Regions from separate parts of the Homo sapiens genome. Here region 1 is linked to region 2. The links are chromatin contacts, found by Hi-C or POLR2A ChIA-PET in ENCODE. All regions are on one chromosome and are shown on one strand. The core of a region is the stretch at or near the end of the contact, and the rest is flanking DNA. Distances in the headings are between cores, read along the strand shown.

What was found. Hi-C counts contacts between places; a loop is a spot of excess contacts on that map. ChIA-PET counts read pairs that join two places held with the same protein, here RNA polymerase II (POLR2A). Pooled maps may share reads with other maps.
Region 1: a map of Calu3 shows a loop between it and region 2 (6-fold over the local background). The contact joins two enhancer-like sites. A Hi-C loop is called at or near these places in 7 of 168 maps with a recorded cell type or tissue (Calu3, PC-9, aorta and 4 more) and 10 of 50 pooled maps. POLR2A ChIA-PET finds 5 or more read pairs at or near these places in 1 of 52 experiments (WTC11).

The regions. Positions count from the first base shown.
Region 1 is chr4:41,502,903-41,509,520 of GRCh38, forward strand. It overlaps a transcript of LIMCH1 not described here. Among named protein-coding and RNA genes, the nearest start is that of LIMCH1, 32 kb to the right of the region's middle. Within about 2 kb of position 2,434, at least 7 of the 41 ENCODE cell types and tissues checked have a DNase peak (open chromatin) inside an H3K27ac peak, as active enhancers do; they include ascending aorta and dorsolateral prefrontal cortex, where a contact is called at or near this core.
Region 2 is chr4:41,361,484-41,368,620 of GRCh38, forward strand. It overlaps a transcript of LIMCH1 not described here. Among named protein-coding and RNA genes, the nearest start is that of UCHL1, 110 kb to the left of the region's middle. RefSeq lists an enhancer at 1,341-2,002. Within about 2 kb of position 4,373, at least 2 of the 41 ENCODE cell types and tissues checked have a DNase peak (open chromatin) inside an H3K27ac peak, as active enhancers do; they include ascending aorta and dorsolateral prefrontal cortex, where a contact is called at or near this core.

The DNA of each region.
Region 1 (6,618 bases), core at 1,184-3,683, 140 kb after region 2:
TAAATCACACACACACACACACACACACACACACACCCCAGGTACAGACATAACTATATAACCATGCTTGAATTGTGTTATCTGACTGGTCTGTCTGTCCATCCATCCATCCATCCATCCATCCATCCATCCATCCATCCATCCATCTCTTGCCTCTGCTTTCTTCTTTATTGACTTTGTCTTTGGGTAAGTTTTCCCATATGGTGACAAAGTTGGCTACTATTAGCTTTTAGCTTATATTTTACTAGCTTTGCAATCCCAGCAGGAAAAAAGAGATACTTTTTTGGAGTAATTCCAGTAGAAGTCCTGGTGCCTGCCCTTTATTGACGTGAATTGGGCCTGGTGCTCATCTCGGAATTAACCGAATGGCCAGGTCTGGATTTGCCCTTGCTTGGAGCCAGGACGTAGCATGGGCGCTCTCCACAGTCTGCCCTACCCTACAACTGCCCTACTATTCCTGGAGAGTTGGGGAGGAAAGTTGCTCAAGTGGAAATTAAGAAGCTGTTATCAAAGAAGAAGGAATGACTATTAGACCAACAAAACCAATACAGGCCCGCTGAGGGACTCTTCCATCCAACCAGGACAGACAGCCTTTGGAACTTCTAGTGGAGAAAAGGTGAGCTTAAGAGTGGTGTGAAAGGTTTATTAGGTCTCTTTGAGGCCTTGGTTAGACTTACATAGGGGTGTGTTCAGAGAAGGATGCTTTGGAGGGACTTACGTTTTCAGACCTGTCCTGTCAGGAGTCCATTCCTTTATCCCTATCCTCTCTAAACTATGGAGTGAGTTACCTTGGTGAGGTAAAACTGAGGCCACCAAAATCTATAGATCACTCCTTCCTTGGGAGTGTTGCCGGAGAAAAGCCTCTCTCCTGAGAAGCAGGCTTTGTCCTCTACCAGTCGGTTCCCTCAGCCCTCAAGTGATAACTGCCCTTGCTCTGAGCTTCCTCCCAGCCTTTTTACCTCCCTCTCTAGGGGTTTGGGCTGATGCTTCCAGGAGCTGCCATTTTTCTGATGTGGCTGCCACGTTTCCCAACTCTTCTGCCTCCGAGCACTTGGAGTTGCGAGAGAGACCTCTCTCCCAATGACAGCTCTTTGAGCAAATCTTAGACAGGTGATCCTCTGAGTAGTCTGTACTTTCTCCTTTTAATTTATAGTACCCCCTACTGAATAACTTGGCACCAATTCTCTGAGAGTGGACAGGAGACCTTGGAGCTATCCAGTTCAGTTTCTCCTCACAACCATTTGCTGTCTCCTAGAATAAGGCCCCTCCATTTTCAGCTCTGTCCAACCTCAGGGTCTGTCTCTGCATACTTCAGACCTTTCTTTCCAGGGGTTGGGGTTAATGTTTGCTTCCCTGGCATTAGTCCTGATATCTCTTCATTCTGAGTTTCCTAGTGTTTCTTTAACCATTTCTTCCAGGAGGTCTAGGGGAGCCCCAGTCAATGGGATCCCTGTGGAGCTGTTCAAACATCCTAGGTAGGTTTTGAAATTGATGAGCTCCTGTGTCTCCACAGGGATGCTATTGATGTCATCAGAACAATTCCTTTTTGCATCTGAGCAGTTCCACTCATTGCAGATAATTCACCTCCTCTGCCCTGCTCACTTCAAGCCAGTGGTGCTTCCCACTCGTGGGAGCAACCCCATACTCACCTTCAGATTCCCAAATGCTCCCTGGCAATGGCAGTATGCAGATACTCTTCATGGCTATTTGTAGCTTGCGCATAGAGAAATGCAAAGCCAAGTTTCAGTGAGTGTATGACTGTGTTTATTTTCTTACCTTGATTCTTACTGATATGCTCTCCCTTATTCTCTGGTTTGCTTATCATTTTCCCCACTCCTTTCTTCCATTTTTGTTACTATCTAAGGACATATATTTAACAAAAGCCAGTTCAAACCCTTTTATGAGAGAGTATAGTGGAAAGTGAATGGATTTTGGAATTCCTTCATTAAATCCTATGAAATTGTGTCAATAGACCAAAAAATAGTCAGATAATGTGATTTCCTAGGGTTCAACCTAGTAGATGGAGCAGATCCTAGATTTGCCTCCTGTGTATCCTTAGGCTAGTAACCTAACCTCTTTGAGTCCCCCAGTTTACTTTTATCTATAAAAACAGATCATAATTGTAAAAATCCATATAGGATTGTTCTGAGGATAAAATGAATTGAAAATATGTATAAAATTCTTTGTTCAGTGTTTGGAACATAGCAGGCACTTAAATGTTAACTTTCCCCCGTTCGTCTATGTAACAGAGAAATTACTACTTCTTGAGGTTTCTAGGAGATTCCAGTGAGAGAATACAGTCAAGCACTCAGCATAGCATCTGGCACTTGCTTGGCACCCTGTACCACTGGCTGTTCTTATTATTGTTTTTGGAAATAGTCCAAAAGTCAATTATGAATATGACATAGTCATTGCAACTCTGTGTCACTGTGCACCCAGTGGCTCGCTCCCTTGGGCTGCCAGCAAGCCACGGGATGAAGGCATTTGGATTATACTTTCTAGCTTCTCTCATCTAGCTTGTGATCAAAAACTGGGCAAGAAAATTTGGGTCCCTTACAAACTTGATCATGTGTGAATAATGAACTTTGGCTGGCAGAGCTTGGGGACTAGAGTGATTGTTTTGAAAACAATAACCCTGACCTCTGTGGTGATGTCATTTTCTCCCATCCATCCAGTCTGTTGTGGTTTTCTTCTCTGGGAAGCTGTTCCAGAACCTTCTAGGCAGTGTTAATAGGTTCTTGTCTGGCTGCTAAGTACCCATACACAACTCCACTTTAGTGCTATTATAGAGCTCTACCTCTTTGTCCCATCTTTGTACCGGATTGAGAGCTTTCTTGAAGACCCTTTGTCTTTGTATTTCACTCATTGGACACTGGTGTAGCAAATAATCCATCTATAGAAACACTTGGTGAATAGATTGAGACCAAGTTATAAGATTTCTACCTAGGCCACCTGATCATCAATGACTGCCTTTAACTTTCTCCCAGTCTTAGTCAGTATTATTCTCTCTCTCTGTGTTTCTGACACACACACACACACACACACACACACACACACACACACACACTTTGTATAAACAACAGACCCATCCCTAAAGACTGGGAGACCAAAGGATGGATGTATTTGCTTTCTTCAAGTGTAAGATTCTCTATTACAAATTCCATCTTCCTAGGAGTCATAGAACTGAACTTAAAAGTTTTGTTTTGCAAACGTATTGTCATGAAATGAAAGTGTGAGTATGTTAATCTACAAATAAGTGACCAATAAAGAATGTCTTAGTGGATTTTTGTCTCAGTTCCTGTGTTGCTGAAATGATTTTCCAAAGATAAGAAATCTGTTGGCAAACACTTATTCTATCATCACTGATAAATGAGCTGCTTGTCAGAAGGAGGTCTGGCCTTAGATTCTTGTCATGATTTCAGCATGAGATGTGGTGTGTCACGGATGTGTCCTAGTCTTGTAGGACAGGTTGAGGGTTGATGGTGTAACTTTGTGTGGAGACATTTTATCACATGGAGGAATTGTTGGCTATCGACCATGTGCTGCATAGCACCAAATTAGGCACCAAGAGGCATAAAAACAGAATGTAAGACATGATCTTCAAAAGTTTTATGATGTGCTTGGGGACTGGACCCACACACACAGAGCAGTTAAGTTACAGTGTAAACCAGTGTACGAGTAAATGTAAAACCAACAAAGATTTAATCTCCAAGATTTAATAAGAGGTTAAATGAGGATACTGTTATGACTTGGGAGACAGTTAATTGGGGAGATATAATATTAATTGACTATTAAGAATAGGTTGAGGGAAAGGGAAAATCATCTTTATAGAGAAAAACAAGTAGTTTTTTCTTTCTTTATACTTTCATAACACTCTGGTCACAAAAATGTGTGGTTTTTATCCCTCATAATGACCAATTCTCCAATACCAGCTGGTTATCTTAAAGTTTAACTTAATCTCGACACTAACTGGAGATAATACAGACTACACAGGTTAAGGGCTCAGTCCCACAAGACTGCCCCCACCCCTCATTTAGATGCCAGTTGCAAATAACAGGTCCTCAGGTGATCCACAACTTCTGTCCACTTGGCTACAAATTGGAGGCTCTCATGGCCTCCTTCTTGGGTTTGAATATTTATCAGAATGGCTCACAGAACTCCGGGGTACATCCGTGTATTTATGGATTTATTCTAAAGGATCTGATAAAGGGTACACATGAACAGCCAAATGGAAGATGCAGAGGGGAAGGCGTGGGGCCAAGGGAATAGGGTTTTCATCCCTTTCTTGTTGGTCCATCCTCCCAGCACCTCCACACGCCCAGCAACCCAGTATATCTTCAGACTCTTGAAACAGAGGGATTGAAACCGGGATTTTTATGGAGGCTTTGTCACTTAGGCATGATTGGTTGTTAATTCCATTTCCAGCCTCTCTCCCCTTCCTGGAGGATGGGAGTGGGGCTAGAAGTTCCAAGCTTCTAATCGTAGCTTGGTCTTTCTGGTAACCAGCCTCCATCTAGGAGCCTACCAAGAGTCACCTCATTAGAGCAAAAGACACTCCTATCACCCAGGAAATTCCAAGGGATTAGGAGTTCTGCGTCAGCAACTGGGGTCAGAGACTAAATATCAGAGTAAAAAAATGCACCTAGCATTCCTATTGCTCAGGAAATTACAAGGATTTTAGGGACTCTGTGCCAGGAGCTGGGGATGAAGACCAAAATATGGATTTCTTAATATAATTCACAGTATCACAGCATCCTACACAGGGACAAAGGCAGGAGGGAAGGTTTGGAGTCAGGAATGAGTAGGCTGTGTTTGGCACATATAGAGGATAGGTGCCTGAAAGGGCAAGGACATCTCTTCCTTTATCCAACTGACCTTTATAGGAACCCACTTATGAGTGTGGTAAGTTACTGTAAAGATGAATGCATTATGCAATCAAATCATGTAATGGTGGTGGTGGGAGGGGGGCGGGCAGCTGATTTGAGATCTAAATCCTGACTGTGTGGGATATAAATCTCAGATTCCCTTCAAGAAGCACATTTAGGTGGAGACCTGAACGAAGAGGAGAAATTATTCTCTTCTACCAGGAAAGAGGAAAGGGAAATGAAAGTTGAGAAGAAACATACTCTAGGGCTGAAAGAATAACATGATTGAAAACTCTACGACTGGAACAAGCTCTGTGTCTTGGAGGAATTGCAGGTAGACTTGTTTGGCCAAAAGGTAGAAAACCAGTGGGGCAATGGTATGAGATCAGTGTGGATGGAGAGAAGTAGTGGGGGCAAGATTGTGCAGGGCCTTGCAAGCCATATAAGGATTTGGTGGTTTGATTCCCAAGAGCAATGGAAATGAAGAGGATTTTGAAGAAATCAGCAGCACCTGGTAGAGTATAGTGATGAATGAAAGAAAAGACAAAAAATAATTTTGGTGTTTCAGTTGAGTGGGGTCCTGATACAAGCCAGAAAGGCTCCTCTGTTTGTTGGAGAGGTCATGGTTTTAGTTTGGGCAGGATGAGTTCGGGATATGGACAAGCCACCCAGGACCAGAGTCCTGTAGGCTGTTGGGGATGAGGGCCTGGCTCTTAGAGGTGAGACGATGCATTCAACTTGCTCAAGTTGGATTTGTGAGCCATTGTCGGACATCAGGGTTAAGCTATGAGATATGGAAGCCTCTCTGAGGGAAAGGCCACATTAGGAAAGAGCCGCAGAAGGAGGTCTCAGTTTGAGGAAGTGTCTCCCCTGGGTCATGGGTGGGAGAAAGAGAAGCTCACAAAAGAGCTATCAGAGAGATGAGAGGAAACCCAGGAGACTGTGAGGTCATGGAAACCAAGAGGGCTAAGAAGACTTTTAAGAAGGTGGAGGTGACTTGTATTGTATGTCCCCAGTAGATATCAGTTTGAGCAAAACCTCAGAAAAGGCCTGCCTTGCTTGCAGAAGGAAGGACTGGAGACTTTTAACAATTAATATGTATCTCTGGGAACTGCCAGTCAACTGATCATGATTCCACCTAACTGTTTTAGGTCTAGCTCATGTTTGTGTATCATTCCAACAGCTATTGTTAGAGACCTTGTGTAATATAAAGTACACATGCAATCATTTTCTGAAACATTGGTAAAGAGATGAGATTAGTATGACCCAATGGCTGATTAGTAGAGCAACAATACAACCTGTCATTCAAACTGAGACACTGTTCAGAGCGAAAGGGGGTATTAACCAGATGAGATGCTGGAACAAGTGGAAGCTGGGACTGACCTCAGCTAACTGGGATATATGGTCACCCCAGTTATTGATGACTTTAGACTGGTCCCTACTGGTCACCATTGCTTTGTTCAGTATTCACAAACCAATCCCTTATTTAGTCCTCAGAGCAACCCCAGTGAACCTAGATCTTCCAACCCCTCTTCTGTAGATGATTAGATGGAGACCCGAGGTGGTAGGGCACAATGTGTCTTTGCACTCTTTGTCTAGAGCTCTCTCTCTAACCCAGATGCTCGCTCCAATCTCAGCAAACTTGGGTCCTTTTTCCATTACTGATTTTGGCCTTAGCAGACTGGGAAGAATTTGATAGACTTTCTATGTAGGGTTCTCCCTTGTCCTTCTGCCAAATCACAATTGGCCACGC
Region 2 (7,137 bases), core at 3,123-5,622:
GCACAGTGCGCAGGGCGGGGGTAGCTTGCAAGACCCACCTGCGAGCACGCATCCGCATAGACGCTGCCCAGCCTTTGGCAACCCCCGCCCCTCTCCATCCCAAGGACTGCAGGGTCGGTTCCGAAGTACGGGCTACCCGGTCTGGTTGGCATATTTCACTTCTTAAATAACTCGTTGGCAGGCCAGGGAAATCACTGGAGCTCTCGGCTCTCAGTCCCGGAAGCGCTCACTGGGTGATCCTGATTCACGATGTCTATCAGTAGATGCAGCTTGGTAGCCCCGAGCTCCCGAAATGAACTGTCTGCGGGGTTCAGGACGCTTGAAGGGCATGAAGGGGAAAGGTGACCCCCTATGATTAGTGCAAGGAGCCTCAGCTTCAATGGGTGGCCTTTCTGGAGGCTTAGTGGAAGGTATGAATTTGGCCTTGTTTCCCTCAGTGACAAGCAGCCCTCTTTGCCTGGTAGTTCAGAGGAGGAAGTGTATCGCTAAATCATGACCCAGCAATGTTGAAGCTTCCAGAATTCCGCCTGTCACTTAGTGACTCCCCACTCCGTTCAGCATTGTGGTTCCCAAGAAGCTGCTAGAGTAACAAGAGCTCCACGTACAGATTTAAACCTGCTGAGCTTCCTGCAGAAACCACCCTCACTTAATGCTGCTCTCCTGCTCCAGCCAGAGACCTGTACCCTACAGGGTTAACCTGCTTCCCGCAAGCAAGAGTGCTACTTGAGTATAGAAACATCTGTTTGAAAATAGGGTTCAAGAAACAGAACAATGAACATCAGGGCTGTCTTGCTGAAAGCCCCAGGCATGTCTCATAATTTGATAACTCACCATCAGATGAGAAAAAGACCTTGGCTTTTTATTTTTGATATGTGGCTGGAACGGTTTGGCGTGTGACAGGTGCTCTGCCTGTGTTGCGTACTTATGCTCCCAGGATACACAGGAAGCATTTGTAGTTACTGGCTTATTGCAGAGTTGGATAACTATTTTTCAGGTTCTTGAACTCTAAAATTCTCAGGAGAGACTTCGAGTGTGGGTGGGGGTAAGGGGAGGATCTAGAAGCAGAACAGTCTTTACTATTCTTGAAGGCAAGTGATTTATTCTCAATTTCCTTAACTGTATCATTGACATATTCTGCTTTAAAAATGTATTGTGGTATGAGTTACACATGTAAAAGTGCACAAATCTGAAGTGTACACCTCCATGAATTTTGACATATGTATATTACTATAGCCCCCACCTAAATCAAGATACAAAATGTCTCCTTTGGCCCAGATTACAGTTTGCTTTTAAGTGGTAGTATATTTCAGGCTATTATGCAGTGCAGAATATTAGCTTTAATATCACGTTTAAGAAAAGGAAGAAGGGATTCCTTAAGACAGTAGAACCTCATTAAGCCCTATAGACAGTTTGGGATTGTTCTTGATGCTTTACCATTCATACCAATTTAAGAATGTGAAAACCGTAATGGGGCATGCGTGGCTTTAGGACCAGGCAGCCCAGGCGAGCTGCGTGTGCATTATTGAAGTGGCCTATCTCCTTTCAATTGTTGGGTTCAGTTTCAGGGAAAGGAGAGCTTCCCCCTCCCAGGCTATATAAAAAGGTAATTGCTCCAGGGGAAAGATAGAGACCTCCCCCTTCCTTCCCAGAGGTTCTTCTTGAAATGTAAATGCCGAGTCTGCAAACCACGGGAACCCAGAAGTTGTAACAGATGGTTTTGCATGCAGTTGCCTTGTGAACAAAGATTCCTCAGCTAATACAGCAATAATGTAGTACTTAGGGGCAGTGAATCCCCGGGTGGGGGGGCGGATTGGGGATTGGTATCTCGAGACAATTGCAACTCCTCTAGGGGCCCCATTGTCTCTGGCAGCATCCTCATTGGTAGGGCTTTGTTTTTACTTTTATTCAGTTGGTGATTAAATTTCCCATAGGTTTTTTTTCTTTCTTTCTTCTTTTTGAGTAGTCAGGAATTTCACCCTTTCATAAAAATGTTCCCTTGGGTGGAGCAAGTTAATAAACAAACTTTGCTGCTTGTCTCGCCTCGATTCTTGGTCTTCCTTGAGTCATGGATTGGCAAGAAAACATTCATTCTTAATAAAGGCTCAGGGAACCAGATCCAGGACGTAACTTGTTAGTGAGGAATTTCTCGGCGTGCAGCCTTGGCTATTTGAGGACCGTGTTACTGGGCAGGAAATGTGGCCTGGGAACGATTCCCCCACTTCAGCCCCCTTCCCCTCACTCCTTCCTTAGTTGGCAAAGGTGAAAGCTCTAACGGAGCACTAGATGGTCACAGACCACGTGGGGACAGCCCTTTAACACTCCTAGTGACTTTTTATAGCTGTAGGAACAGGTTGCACATCTAACTGTGTTTGGGAAGACTCCTAGAGGAGACAGCAAACTTGAAGTAGTAACTGTGGCTACCAGCAGGCAGGGGAGTGACTAACTTCTTTCCATACTACTTTTCTAGAAGGCCTTACTAAGCAGAACACAGTAGGTGAGAGGTCAGACCTTGGAGCTGGGCATCCTAGGTTTGAGTCCAGAGTCTGTTACTTTGTAGCTGGATGACCCTGAGCAAGCTACTTTTCCTTTACTGTGGTTCCAAATGATTTCTTTGGAAGATAGCTCTAGTTGTTAGCAACAACAAAAATGACTAAGAGTTATTATTGAGAGCATCTGTAAAACAGGATACTAATAACAGCTCACCTATTTCATAGGAGTGCTGTCAGGATTAAATCAATTAATATATTTAAAATGCTTAGAACAGTGCCCAGTACATAGGAAGTGCTGTGTAAGTATGGTTAGTAGTATTATTACCATTATTATTACCACTGCTGTTACTTTTACTACTACTATTATCATTATGATAATTATTACTACTACTGCTATTGCTATTGTTTTTTTCTGTTGTTAATAACAACTAAGGTTGATTTTGAAAGAAATGATTCAGAACACCAGATTTCCCGGGTAGAAAATATGATTCAATTGCCTACTGATTTCATCCTATTATCTCACTCTGTTAACTCTGGATACCTGGAGTCGAAGTTAACTAGATGCTACATGTCACTCTAATTTGCACTAAAAGTGACTTGGGGATCAGAGAAAAACCTTTAATATCTACTCATAAAGTGATCTTGGTAGTCCATCAAAGCTTAGAAAATTATTCTTCAATATTATGCTGAATATGTAAGTTTAATGTATAATCTTTGTTACCAAACTCCAAGCAGAATGCTCAATGCCTCTCCTCTTGTTCTTGTAGATGATCTAATATTAAATCATTATACAAATAATGGGTCCAAATATTCATCTAAATGCAGCAGAATTTTATTCACTGAGGTTGTGTCAACTCCTGCTAGGAATAAGAAGAATTCTTCCATTGATTTTCTTTCCCTCTTCCTCCCTTTTATTATTTCCTTCTTTTTTTTTGGTGGTATTTATTGAGTTACAAGAGTTTATTAGTAGGTTAGATGACTCTGATTTTCCTGATTCCCCGCTTCTCTTGGCCTCACCACCCACAACAATATTTATCTGTTCTAATCTGTGGTTCTTCTTTTCAGTGCCAAACACTTTCTGAAGAAACAGATGTCCTTCGACTTGGTTTCGGTTATGATTTGGAACAGGTTCCCAGGCCTTTAGGGAGGGACTGGAAATTTCAACCCAACTCAGCCTTATTTCTCAACTTGAGAAGTTCCTGGACTCCTTTACCTTCAATCAGAGTGTGCCCATGGGGCTTGGTGATGAATACAATCTTATTTGTGACCTAATCCATACTTCACAAGAGTGAGAACTAGTGCTGGAAGGGATCAGTTTCTCATTTTGGTTCATTCCCTGCTGCCCACATAGAATTGTTTTCTTATTCAGCTGGGACCTAATTCTGAAGATTAAAAACACTGAGGGTATCATAGCTCTCCAAGACCAAAAGATGCTTGTGTTGTTTGGCAGTAGGGAAAATTTATGAATAGCTTTTGAGATAATTTAGCATTTAATGGCCAGTAACATATGACTTTTGTGATGTAATACCATAAGTTATACATGTAGTCATTCTAATTCTCCACCTCTGTAGGGACTAGATTCTTAACATCTTTTTATCCCAACAGGTAGTTAACTTTGCAGATGGTCCTCCAGCTTTGCATAAGTTGCCAAGGAAGAGGAAGAAAAAACTTTTCTGGCTAGATCAAGGAAGGAGTAGTGGTCTGAATAGATATGTAAATGAGAGCAGGCGGCATCTTTCTCACAATGACATTTAAATAGTCTAGCTTGTTTGTATACAAGAGCAGCTATGACACAATGCTGTCACATGGTAGGAAAACAGTGAGGTCCCACAGATTTGGGGAAAGGGGATGCGGAATGGGAGGTGGAGCTGGCACTTCTTGCCCCGGCATCTCCCTGGAAACCAGTTGCATCAGGCGAGCTCCAAAGGGCAGACTGAGCACTGGCTACCAAGAAAGGGAAGGCTGAGCATGTGTTCTCAGCCACTGGGTCTCTTGGCCTCCAGCTCTCTGCTGATGGATGACAATAGAGCCATGATGTAGACAGTTGGCCTTGATTCTGTGAGTGGCAGTCAGTGCTAGGTGGGACTAGGCAGCTCTAGGAGTACTAGAAATTGGCCTGGCAGCTTCTCTTTTTGCTTTAGACCATTCTGAAGCTTAAAAGCATCATAGTTGGGGGATAACATGATGATAAAAATTATGTTAATGATGCTGATGTTGCTGATGATAAAAGGTACTATTTATTGGGTGCTTATTATGTGCCTGCTAAAGTCTATGTACAGTTGGCCCCTCGAAGTGGCGCAAAATACATTTTGTATTTTGTATTTTGGCCTTGATTTTCATGATTCAGGACAGAATCAGTTAACACTGGTTGATTTTTGACCAAACTGTTCTTACTGGAATTAGGTTTTCCTTTTAAGCCCAGTTCACTGTTCTGAGATTTTTTAAAAAGTACAATACAATTTTATAATAGAACACCTCATATGTTCCTTAGGATGTGTGTGTGTTTACATCTGAGGCAGAAGAAAGGTATCAGATATGATCTTTTTTGGAGGAAGGGTAGGGTAGATAAAAGGATGACTTCAGTGCTATTAAATCAGGAAAGGAAGGGATAATAGAACTTTGGTTTTAAGTGATTGAGAAATATAAAAATAGCCTAAACTAGAGGGCTAAAGATAATATAGGGGAAAAATAGTTCTTAAAAAAATGATAGAATATTGGAAAGACTTCTGTCTGGACATAAGATGTTATATTTCAAGGAGGAATGATGCCGTGGAATTCAGTTCTGCTGTGATAAAATTCCATGTTTGCAATATTGAAAACAACACTTCCAAAGAGATGCCCATGCATCTAACCCTGATGGGATGTGTATTAGTTCATTTACATACTGCCATAAAGATACGACCTGAGACTGGGTAATTTATAAAGAAAGGAGGTTTAACTGACTTACAGTTCCACGTGGCTGGGGAGGCCTCAAGAAACTTATAATTATGATGGAAGGCAAAGGGGAAGCAAGACAGGTCTCATATGGTGGCAGGAGAGAGAGAGCAAGCGAAGAGGGAACTGCCAAATGCTTTTAAAACCATTAGCTCTCATGAGAACTCACTCACCATCATGAGAACAGCATGGGGTAACCGCCCCCGTGATCCAGTCATCTCCCTGCAGGCTCCCTGTCCTGACATGTGGGGATTACAACTTGAGATGAGATTTGGGTGGGGACACAGAGCCAAACCATATCAGGATGGCTAGTGTATCTCAGGGAATTACCTTTGGCATCAGGAAAAGGACAGATGATATAGTCATATAAAATGCACCTAAGAAATAACTTGGCTGATACCTTTTCCCACTGTCAGCAAAACTGTGCTCTATGCTGAGACCTTAAGAATAAAATATTGGTTAGGTTGGGAAAGCTCCATGTTTCCACTGTCCTGCATTTTGCCTGTGAGAGTTACTCTAGTGTGGCTGTTGGAGGCTGCAGCTTGGCCTCCTGGTCAGTGTAAGTTAGGGACTGCCCCACCCATTCACCCCTAGATAGCCCATTAGGAGGCCATGGAGGAATACACCTGCACTTGCTTTTAAAATCAAGGTCGGCTAGGTGCGGTGGCTCACGCCTGTAATCCCAGCACTATGGGAGGCCAAGGCTGGTGGATCATGAGGTTTGGAGATCCAGACCATTCTGGCTAACACAGTGAAACCCTGTCTCTACTAAAAATCCAAAAAAAAAAAAAAAAAAAAAAGGAAAGAAAAATCATCCGGGCGTGGTGGCAGGCACCTGTAGTCCCAGCTACTCGGAACGCTGAAACAGGAGAATGGTGTGAACCTGGGAGGCGGAACTTGCAGTGAGCCAAAATCGCGCCACTGCACTCCAGCCTGGGCGGCAGTGCGAGACTCCATCATAAAAAAAAAAAAAAAAAAAAGAAATCAAGGTCAAGAACAGAAGGACTTGTAGCTTTTTCATTTCCATGACTGAAAACTGTTAAAAAAAATTCCTCAGCCTTATTTTTTTGCCAAGTATGTTCACCAAATGGGTCTGCACCAAGTGAGGAACTGAAGTTATATTTATTGCAATGAGTACATAGCTATCTTTTTCTCCCCTCAGAAGTGTTTAAAAAATATTTTGAACAATTATTTTATTTTAATTGAATATCTTATTCCAATTGAAATGGAATGAAAGCGACAATAAGCTCAGTCAAATTGTTAAAATATGAAAATAATTATTTGGGAGACTTGGCTATCACTCATTTGTAAGTTTGCTTCAGTATAAACAGTGGCAAAAATAAGCATTAATATTTTAATGTGTGAAAGTGTGCTTTCAAAAATTATTTCCTGAAAAGTGTTTACTGAGCTCCAACAATGTGCAGCATAGTGTTAGGCATGGTGTTAGGTAATGAACAAAATAAACATACTTCCTGCCCTCATGAAATATACAATGTGGCAGGGGGACAGAGAGATTAAACAATACATATATAATTACGATTTGGAATACATACTATGAAGACAAAGAATGGGGCAGGGGGGATTAAGAGAAAAGCACTCTTTAAAAAGACAAGGATTCTTAGTGAAAATAAGATTTAAGCTAAGACCACGGAAGAATTCTAAGCAGGAGAATTTGATTGATGATGATTTATTGAGAAAAGGGCTTGCGTTGGAT